Regions from separate parts of the Homo sapiens genome. Here region 2 is linked to region 1. Evidence: chromatin contacts called from ENCODE Hi-C data. All regions are on one chromosome and are shown on one strand. The core of a region is the stretch at or near the end of the contact, and the rest is flanking DNA. Distances in the headings are between cores, read along the strand shown. Region 1 holds the start of ADAMTS6 (ADAM metallopeptidase with thrombospondin type 1 motif 6). Region 2 overlaps MAST4 (microtubule associated serine/threonine kinase family member 4).

Region 1 (5,468 bases), core at 2,188-4,687:
AGGGATTGTAAATACACCAATGGGCACTCTGTATCTAGCTCAAGGTTTGTAAACACACCAATCAGCACCCTGTGTCTAGCTCAGGGTTTGTGAATGCACCAATAGACACTCTGTATCTAGCTACTCTGGTGGGGCCTTGGAGAACCTTTATGTGGACACTCTGTATCTAGCTAATCTGGTGGGGAGGTGGAGAACCTTTGTGTCTAGCTCAGGGATTGTAAACGCACCAATCAGCACCCTGTCAAAACAGACCACTGGGCTCTACCAATCAGCAGGATGTGGGTGGGGCCAGATAAGAGAATAAAAGCAGGCTGCCTGGGCCAGCAGTGGCAACCTGCTCGGGTCCCGTTCCACACCGTGGAAGCTTTGTTCTTTCGCTCTTTGCAGTAAATCTTGCTGCTGCTCACTGTTTGGGTCCACACTGCATTTATGAGCTGTAACACTCACAGCGAAGGTCTGCAGCTTCACTCCTGAGCCAGCGAGACCACGAACCCACCAGAAGGCCGAACACATCTGAACATCAGAAGGAACAAACTCCGGACACGCTGCCTTTAAGAACTGTAACACTCACCTGAGAGTCCGCAGCTTCATTCTGGAAGTCAGTGAGACCAAGAACCCACCAAATTCCGGACACAGGAGGATCACTTGAGGCTGAGTTCGTGACCAGCCTGGGCAACAGGGAGACCCTATCTCTACAAAAATAAAAACTTAGCTGGGGATGGTGGTTCATGCCTGTAGTTCCAGCTAAAATATATGTATTTTTTATTAGTCAATTTAAATAAGTAAATAGATAATAAAAATTTTAAAAAGAGACAAGAGAATGGCGGTTACATGGGCCAGTTGACTTGTGAAAATTCATTAGACTGGACACTTGTCATCAAACTATGTAATTATACATTTTTCTGCATGAATATTTTCAATTAAAAGTTTATTAAGAAAAGATGGAGCCATTGCAATGTATGGATCTTGATTCTAATAAAAAGGCATTTTTTAAAGCCCTTTTTGCAATTGGGAAATCTGAGTACAATATTTGATGACATGAGTTATTAATGTTTTAAGAATAATAGTGGTGTATATTTTTTTAGTACTTTTAGAAATACAGGGAAATAATGAAACGATATCTGATGAAATGATAGATGAAACAAAGTTGGTCACACTTGGACACTTGAAACTGGATGATGGCTACATGAGTGTTCATTATACTGTTTTTTTTTTTACTTTTGTATATGTTTGAAATTTTCTGCAATGCAGTTAAAACATTTACACAAACACATATATATACACATATATAAAGTTAAATTGACAGTTCGCCATTTCCCACCCTAATCAATTTTCACCAATTATTCACAGTATTCTTGACCCAATCAACTTGGAGACAGAATCTGTTGGAAAAATTTCATTACTCTGTTTAGACACAGGATGGCACTCTTTGAATAAGTAATTAGCCAAAGTCCACTCCCACTAAGTAAGCTCCTCTACAAGCTGCTACTTTGTAGGGCAGTTTATCTTAGTTGAGGGTAAAATCTTTTCAGAGCTTATATAGATGTTTACTGCTCATACCTTTATTTTTTGTGTGTGTGCTGGCTGTCCCTATTTACTGCCAGTACTTGAAAAATTAAGGAAGGTTAAGGTTCAACACTATTTAAATAGTCATTTGATGCCTACTTTTCTTATTTTTGGTGTTTACAATTATTGCTATATTTTGCTACCTCATGTATTTCACATATATGTACACACATATATATACACATACAAATACGCACACATACATACATACATATGAATCATCTTTATTTAAAACTCAATGCCCACTATTGAACAGATTTCTACATTTTAAATGGCTTTTAGCCAGATACTACTGATTAAGGTCAGGATGAGGACTATTTACTCTGTGGACAGATGCTTTCCACTTTCAACCCTTGAAGAAGAATTGAAATAACTGTATTCTTGGACGTTCTCAGTCTGATTCATGCCTCCTTTTAGCCAACTATTCATAGATTCACCAGAAGAATTACACCTACTACCTCCGGCGTAGGAAGAAAAAAAAAAATCAAATGGGCAATAATGTTAGCAGAAGCTTGATATTTAAGAGCTGGTATTCAGAAAGATCATCCTTCCTACCCCCTTCCCTCCGGTCCAGTTCTCCTTTCTGGTTCTCACCATCGGAAATTGACTTGGCATTAACTAAGGGCTGGAATTTCAAGGCGTCAATTTTCCCCTGCCCCCAACCTCGGAAACTCTTAAACAGCTCCCTATTCTACACTCAATGGTAGAGACAGATAAATGATGCAGCAGATTACACCGTTGAAAGGCAACATTTGTCCTGAGCTATTTTCACATTTTTTCCTGTTTCCGATGTATGTGCCAGACTTTGTTTGCTTGCTTAGGACATGGAAAACACTGGGCATTTTCTCCCCAGCGGCTTTCATTCTCAGCAAATGAAAGTGAAAGTGCTACATTGTAGCGGTATTTTATCCTTAAAGTCTGGACTGGCAGCTTGTGTGTAGGGGGGAGGGAGGGTGGGATTGGGAAGGTTGAAGAACCAGTTTTGAGGTTTTGTTTGTTTATCTTGAGATCGCAGCAGGGTTCCTGTTTTTTTCCCTTCCTTTTTTTTTTTGGTGGTGGGGTCCTACTTCGGATTTATTTTCATTTGGGCAGTCATTGAAGTTTCATTCAATGGACTGACTTAAAAAAATACACTCCACTTGTGGCTTTTCCCGGTTGCACTTTAAAACACCATCCAGTCTCACCCTCATCTGGAAATAATGCAAGCTTCTCTCTTCCTTCCCCCGCTCCCTCCTCCCCTACTTTTTTTTTTTCTTCTTCTTCTTCTTTTAAAGCTCCACATAACCTGAAGTCGATAATCAAATGGAAAATGTGCTGGTATTAGTTTACTTTAGTTTACTTTCCCTTTTGGTGCTAACCTTACTTGCTGAAGTATGTATAAAACACAGGCATTTTGTACACTTGTAGCTACTGAGTCTTGTGCCTGCTGCACGAATCTAAGCTTTAAGTTTCCTCAGAGGCACTGTTTGCGTGCAAGTTTTAACATTTTGATTGTGTGGATTTTAAAAATAAAATTACACGGAGAATGACACCAGAGATCTTAACAGTGACATTAGTCCATCTAAAGTCATTCATCCTTCTCCCTCCCCCTTCATTTTTCCAAGAAACAACTAATAGCAAACCAGGCTAGAATTTCTAAGAGAGTTTAGAGGAGGAGGAGGAAAAGAGGCGGAATGAGATAGGACAGAGAGGTTAGAGAGGCCAGAATTTCTCTCATTCACAGTGTGGAAAAGTTGACATTGTCTAAGCCCTTCTGAATGGCTGGTAGTTGGTTACCCCGATTGTACCTCTACCTCCCCTCCCCCTCCACGTGACGACCCAGGACACATGCGCACCCGACGCAGCCCAGGCACATCTGCAGACTGACGTCAGTGTGCTCTGCCTCCGAGGAAAAGCTGCCAAAATTTTCTCCTGCTGCAATTCAAGTTGGCTGGGGGCCGGTAGTGAGATCTAGGGCTACTTCAACAAAACTTTGCTGCCCTTCCTGCTCCTCTTGTCTTCTTTTCTCCTGATACCTTTTGATGCTCTGCACATGTTATTTGCATAGCAAAGGCACTAAGCTTTCCAGGAAGAGAGGGCACCACTTCCACCCCCAATAAGTCTTTTTTCCCGTCTTTTCTTTCTTTTCCTTTCCTTTTTTGGGGGGTGGGGAGGGAGAGAAAGGGGGTTTGCAAAGGCAGCATCTCAGAGTGATAGCCTAGATGTATTGAAGGCATCTCTTATTCTGCCAAATCGGAAAGTCAGTTCTCTAAAGCCCGGGTTAGCCAGACCATAGGGTTTTATTCTGGCTGCAGAATAACTGGCTGGTGTGGCTTTGCAAAGGGGGGCAAAAAATAAAAAAATAAAAAAAATTAAAAAAAGTTAGAGAGGAGAGGGAGTACGTGAGTCGTCCAGTGCAATCTCTATTGTCTGAAACTTACTTTTTATCAGAATTTGAAGATGAAAACGGTAAGGAAGACTTAACAATATTCAATGGAGCTTTTTTTTTTTAAACCAACAACTTGTGCTTTGCTTGTCTTCCGAATAACGCTTAGAAAACTTTTTTTCTGTGTGTGTGTTTTTTTTTTTTTTTTTAATGGCAATGAGTGAGCTTGACTGAACTCATTTTACAAATAGATATCTTTTTAACTCCAGACTTGTCGGGGGTTGTAGAATTCTGGGACTTGCAGTTATTTTATGATGCAAAAAAAATACGTTTATTTTATGAATATACAATACATGTTTTGTGAAGTGGACTTGATTATGATTATTGTAATCTTTTAACTGATCACCAAATAGTAATCCGGAAGGTAATAATGATGTGTGTGTTTTAAATTGATTTCCAGTTTTCTTACAGAAAAGTCTTATGCATTTTGTAGTTTCATGTCAGTGTCGTTAAGTCTTCAGACAAGTGCATATTTTATGCCTGGGCTCAGAGGGTAGCATTAATGTGCTAGCTGTAGCCCCGATGCTCTAGGACATGTTAAGCTCTTAATAGGCTAATCAAAGAGATGGAAACGTGTGTTTTTGATTTACTTTTGGCCACTTGGGACGTGCTAGACTCATAACCCTCCGGAGCCTTGTTTATCGGGGTAGGTCTGTATATATGGTGTATGGGACCAAAGTTCAGGGATTGAGGAGGGAGAGTGAGAGTGCAGGAATGGGGTATTGGGAAGCCTCTTTCTGATAATATGTGCTACAATTCCTGTCTTTGATGCTTTCTTTCCCTGTACTAGAGGAAAAGTGAGCGAGAGATTGAGAAAGCGCACTGAGAGGGAACAAGAGAGTGAGTTTCTTACTCTTGTTTTTATTTGAGCTGCCGGTGCAACGCGTTTGGGCCAGATGCCAACTGTCTGGGTCACACGCGTTTTATCCAAATAGATTTAGCGCTGCTGTCTGGAAATGGGCTGCTGAATGTTAACTTTAGGATCAACTCAACCAGGGCAGCTCAGACTGTTACCCTCTGTCTGGGCGAAGTGGAATGGTGGGGGCGGGGGGAGGTGAGGGTGTGCAGAGCAGAGAGAAAAAGGGAAACTGAACCATTGCTTGGAACTTTAAAAGAGACACTTGAGTGTGATTTTCAACATGTTCTTTTTATGTTCAAGTGTCGTGGACTAATTTTCTGTTCTTTTTTCTTTCTTTTTAGTTTCTGTTGATTAGACTGAAATGTTTAGATGTGGGGATGACAGTTTTCAGAATTCATGACAGGAAAAGAAACGTAACACAAAATTGGTGTAGTTGAAAGAAATTAAGAAAATTAATTTTGGAGATAATTGTTTTCTTGTGTTGCAGCAAAGTGGTAACTGCAGTCTGGTTTATGTTAATTCTGTGCTTAAATGTGATCGTTAGTGTTTTGAATTTTTGAAGAATAGCATTTAGAGGCAAATACGTTGATTTCAAACAAATCAAATTCATTCATTTGC
Region 2 (5,468 bases), core at 848-3,347, 1.4 Mb before region 1:
TATCTATATATATACAGTGTCTATCACATTTACTATTTAGTAAACTTCCATTATAACATGGTAGATTATTATATATTTTCAAAATAGTCCACCACATTGAACCCAGTACTAAAACTGTTCATGGAAATTACTATTCATTAAATATACTGGGAGTTTAGCTAATGTCAGATAACCTCGCCAGATTATACAATAAGGGGATCAAACTAAAGGAACCTCCAAAACCTATCTAGCTCTAAAATAAATAACACAATGAAATTAGGCACACTTAGCAAGTCTGAAAACAGTCAAAAAGAAGGGTATAGACAAAAATGTTCCCAAAAAGAATTATTCCACAATTAGCTACTGCTCATTTTCAGGAGGAAGTCTGCACCAAGGAAACGCTGATACAAATAGGGGCTCCACTAAGAGAAGTGCATGCACTATAGTAATCCACTGATATGTGGTGTTAATAAAAATAAAAAGGGATTTAGATACATAGCACAGGTTTTTAAAACATTAAGAAAACGGTGACTCTGAAGAGTCATTTCCTAAGGAATAAAAGGGACAGCAAGCTGCAACAGTATCTCACATGAATTAAACTGTCCTTTAAGAGCAATGACCAACACAAAAAGAATGCATCTGAGGCTACTCAAGGCATCCTTATGGTTCTTGCCATAGGTGTTAAATTTTGTGTAACAAAAATTTGTTACTAAGAGGTTGCCTCAAATTGGCTAGCAGCCTAATAAATTAGACGGCTGCTCCTGCCCACCCTCCTATTAAACCCTGGTTAAGGAGATGCTCTACCCAACTCTTTTTCTCTTCTCTGAGCCTTTTTGCTGAGGCTTTGAATAGATAGATACAAAGACAGACAGACAGAAAATAGAGAGTGTAGACTTCAAAGTAGTTGATTTGGGAAATATTACAGAATGTTTGGACATAATAGACAGATAAGATTAGATTATGGCTCTTACAATAAACAGGGCCAAGATGGAATATTGTGCTAAAATCCCATTTGATTTGAAAATGTTTTGAAACCATTCGAAATTGTAAAAGACATTATCATCCATGGGGAAATGTTGCTGGGCATGCACCGAGTGTAAATACTGCCTAAGCAGCCTCTACTTGCAGGAGAAACCCTCTCTCCATTATAAGAGAACACATTTCTCAAATGTATGCATTTTTTTCTTCAAAAAAAAAAAAAAAAGGCTTAAAATGGTGGCAACATCTTGGGTCAGGGTTGTGCAATTTAAGTTGAATCAGAAGACACACTGAAGGATATTAATGAACACTCTGAAATGGAGTAATTTCTGTTAGGCAAGAACCAGTTCCTTTTTTTAAAAAAAGTATACAGGTTAAGTAATCCTTCTCCAAAATGCTTAGAACCAGAAGTATTTCAAATTTCAGGAGATTTGGGAATATTTGCATATAATGAGACACCTTGGGGAAAAGACCCAAGTCTAAACATGAGATTCATCTGTGCTTCTTACACACCTTATACACATATCCTGAAGGTAATTTTAATAATTTTGTACATGAAACCAGGCTGACTGTGGTTTGACTGTGACCAATCCACACACGAGATCAGGTATGGAATTTTCCACTTGTAGCATCATGTTGGCATTCAAAAAGTTTCCAGTTTCACAGCATTTCAAATTTCAGATTTTCAGATAAGAGATGCTCTACCTGTAGTTCAATGTGGCCACACAGAAGAACTCAAGCATCGGCTACGTGTAGACAGACAGAGCGAACAAACAAAGGAATGTTTGACAACTATGAACAAAAACACCTTGATTTTGACATTCACTATTTTGATAACTTCAGTTCATTTTATTTCTCTGAAATTCAGTGTTCTTAACCGAAAGATGAAGTAATGAAGCTAGATTAAATCGAAGGTTTCTCTCCTAGACTTAAAATTCTACAATTCTCTAATTCTAAAGCACCTCGGGCTTCAGCTGTTGAGGCAAAAGAATGCTTTATTTTTTATTTTTTAACAGAAAAGCTCTAAACTTGAACTCTGGAGGAGTTACAGAGGCAATAAAAGGCAAATCAGGCAAATTCTTTACCTGGAATTCTGCAGTGAGTCAGAGGATGTGCAGGGACAAGAATCCAGAATTCATCATCTTTATTCTGGCTGATGTAACCACTATAAATAATTGCCTCATGCCTGTGAGGTAATATGCTTTTGCCAAGGACCCCATTAACATCTAAGCAGACCTTGAGAGAGTCTCCTCTATTGTGCACACAGCTTTTATCAAATTATATTTCTTTTTAAACTTTCTGCCCTGATTATAAAAATAATACATAACATAGATTCCTAATGGAACAGCTCAAAAACACAAAGAGAATTAAAATCAACTGCTAACTCCAGCCCTTGAAAATAACAAATATTTATTGACCATGTATTGGGGATGTAACGGGGGCAAGACAATTTTCTTGATCTTAAGAAGTTTACAGACCCACAGGGTGGAAAGAGACAGGCAAGAGGCAGTTCCACAGATTCTCACCAGAGCTCGGCTAGGTGATGGTGGTCTGCAGAAGGAACGCCTTGCCCTGAAGAAGGAACGCCTTACCCTGGCTTACTTCTCTGGGCAAAGAAATGCTCAAGTGAACTCCAGGAAAGGAGGAGATGGAGTAAATGAAAAAGGACAGGAGAAGAGAAAAGGGGGGAGGAAAGCAGAAGAGGAGTAGGGTAAAGAGAGAGGGGAAAGGGGAGGTGGAGGGGAGAATAGACAGGAGGAGGGAACTGGATGCAGAAGGAAGGAGAACCAGCCAACAAACGGAGAGACTCCTCAGGAGGAGGGCACAGATGTTTCCTTAGCGAAGACTTGATAGACTCTAGTTTCTGCCTGCTTCCTCAGCTTCGAATTGGGGTATGAACCAGAATAGAACAAACTGGACAAAACTAGACAGAACCCCCCAAAATTTCCATCAGCTCTGCAACAATGCCACAGGGTCAGCCTCTAGACATGGAACCCCAGTTTGGCTTATGACCCCCTCATCACAATACAAAGATGCATAAAGGAGTCAAGGAAACCTAGAGCAAGGACACCCCTAATCATCCATAATGGGGATATTGAGAGTCATTATTTCACTGAGTCCAACAGGTTTCCTGTTTTGCAGAGGCTCTGACCCTGGACAAAATTCCATCGCTTTAACTCATGATGCAGGAAGAGCATAACGCTGGGGAACGCAGCATAAAAGGCAATCCTCTCCACATGTTTGACAGAGTTTTCTGATATGAGCACACCAGACATCCCAGCTGCTCGTGCCATGTGTATAAATGCTGCAGCTACAGACATACATGTGGTCTGGCAAGAGGGTCTATGGAATTGGATCTTAAATCATGAGTACAACTTTCATAAGTAAACACACTGGAGAGAAGAGGAAGAAAACTAGGAAGAAAAGAAGGAAAAGAAATAGAGAATTTTAAAAAATCACTAGGCGGGATTTTCTGTTCCATACATCCTAATCCTCACAAAACTGCATCTAAGAGTCGACAGATGAGAACAATTATTTAGAGCACAAGTGATAAAAGGCAATAACAATATAAAGCTTTTTGCAGACTTGCCACATCAGCTATTTATCACTGTCAAATCATTTAGGTTAAAAAATTATAATAACGGAGGCTAACTGATCATTGGTGAAGTCATGCCTAGTAATTCTTAGTAAACAAACAAACAAAAAAAACAACCTGCCTGCTTTTAAGAGGTTAGCAGAGTAAAAGCACAAATATACTAATCCTTCAAAGAAGAAAAAACTTAGTATTTTATGACAAATGTTACTGAAATAAATTTGCATTCCTTATCGCCTTTTTTCTGCCTCTTCTAACATCATAAACAAATTATTTACATATAAAGCATGTTTTAATTGTAAAATAACAAAGAATAAGAAAACTTTGTAGAAGAAAAAAAGCAAGACATTTTAGAAAGGGGATACACTAAATTTACTTTGACACCAAAATAAAAATTTCTGAATATTCAAAAGAAAAAAATCTTAAGCAAATAGTAAGCAAATTAAAACCCCAAAAGAGTAGGATACTTTTTGTTCCAAGTAACAAAATACCCAAATCACAGTGACTTAAACAATATAAAGGATTTATCCACTGGGGCAACACAAAAGTCCAGCAAGAGGTTTTGCTTAGGACAACATTTGATCCAGTGGCCTTACAGTGGCTGTAAGAACTTGATTTCTTTCCAAGTCTTGGCCTCACCTTTCACGGCACTGCCATTTTCCTAAAACAATCTTTCTTCATACACCCAGTGTAGCTTTGAGCTACTGTTAAGGTTTTTCTTTTTTTTTTTTTTTTTTTTTTTGAGAAGGAGTCTTGTTCCAGCACCCAGGCTGGAGAGTAGTGGCACAATCTCAGCTCACTGCAACTTCCGCCTCCCTAGTTCAAGTGATTCTAGTGCCTCAGCCTCCCAAGTAGCTGGGATTACAGGCTCCCACCACCACCTCCAGCTAATATTTGTGTTTTTGTTGTTGTTGTTGTTTTATTTTTTGAGATGGAGTCTCGCTCTGTCACCCAGGCTGGAATGCAGTGGCATGATTTCAGCTCACTGCAACCTCTGCCTCCTGGGTTCAAGCAATTCTCCCTGCCTCAACTTCCCAAGTATCTGGAATTACAGGCGTCCACTACCACGCCTGGCTAATTTTTGTATTACTTAGTAGAGATGGGGTTTTGCCATGTTGGCAAGGCTTGTCTTGAACTCCTGATCTCAGGTGACCTGCCTGCCTCAGTCTCCCAAAATGCTGGGATTACAGACGTGAGCCACCATGCCTGGCCCTGTTAAGGTTTTGTATCTCCCAATTAATGTCCAACAAGAAAAAGCATCTTTGCCTCAGCAGTCCCAGTAATGGGACAGAAATTCACTCTGCTAGACTTAGTGTACGTCACATGCCATCCTTGTGGTCCCTGGGACAGAATTAAGACAGATCTACATCAAATGCTCCCCTCGATTTGAATCCGTGTCAACTTTTCCAAAACCATCTTTTGGCCCTACTTTTCATGGCACTACCATCTTCCTAAACAAGCTTTCTTTAAACACTCAATATAGCTCTCAGTTATTGTTGAGGCTACGTATTTCCTAATTAATGTCCACTAAGAAAGAAAATCTTTCCCAAATGGAAAAAAGGGGGCTGATAAAGAAGGCACTGGAGAAATGAGTGCCAGGGAGGTAGACACCACCAGGAAACCACACGTTCTAATGCAGGAAGATCTGAATTTAGTTAAGTCATACAAAGTTATAGGCAAATTATATACAACTCAAAATTATTTTCCATAATAAAATTAATAAATGTTCCAGACACCATTTTACCTCCATGAGCCCCTTAGATGTCTTTCATCCTATCTTACAAGAACTAAAATTAACTTAAACAGCAACTAAAATTTTAAATCTCCTTTTTCTGGCCTTATTCATTTTTCTGTTTACCAGCCTGACTCTCCATATACCAACTAATTTATGGAATTCAGCCTTCAAGAGAATGTTCCA

What was found. Hi-C counts contacts between places; a loop is a spot of excess contacts on that map.
Region 2: a map of endothelial cell of umbilical vein shows a loop between it and region 1 (8-fold over the local background). The contact joins the enhancer-like site here to the promoter of ADAMTS6 in region 1. A Hi-C loop is called at or near these places in 1 of 168 maps with a recorded cell type or tissue (endothelial cell of umbilical vein).

What each region holds. Positions count from the first base shown.
Region 1 is chr5:65,479,889-65,485,356 of GRCh38, reverse strand. ADAMTS6 (ADAM metallopeptidase with thrombospondin type 1 motif 6) reads left to right here and starts at 3,437. Exons shown (of 25, transcript NM_197941.4): 1 at 3,437-4,014. LOC124900986 reads left to right here. Exons shown (of 2, transcript XM_047417970.1): 2 at 1-1,016. RefSeq lists enhancers at 1-186, 3,235-3,284, 3,058-3,557, 3,325-3,684.
Region 2 is chr5:66,846,645-66,852,112 of GRCh38, reverse strand. The region is part of intron 3 of MAST4 (microtubule associated serine/threonine kinase family member 4); the gene reads right to left. Among named protein-coding and RNA genes, the nearest start is that of MAST4-AS1, 150 kb to the left of the region's middle. RefSeq lists an enhancer at 1,703-2,902. Within about 2 kb of position 2,097, at least 4 of the 41 ENCODE cell types and tissues checked have a DNase peak (open chromatin) inside an H3K27ac peak, as active enhancers do; they include endothelial cell of umbilical vein, where a contact is called at or near this core.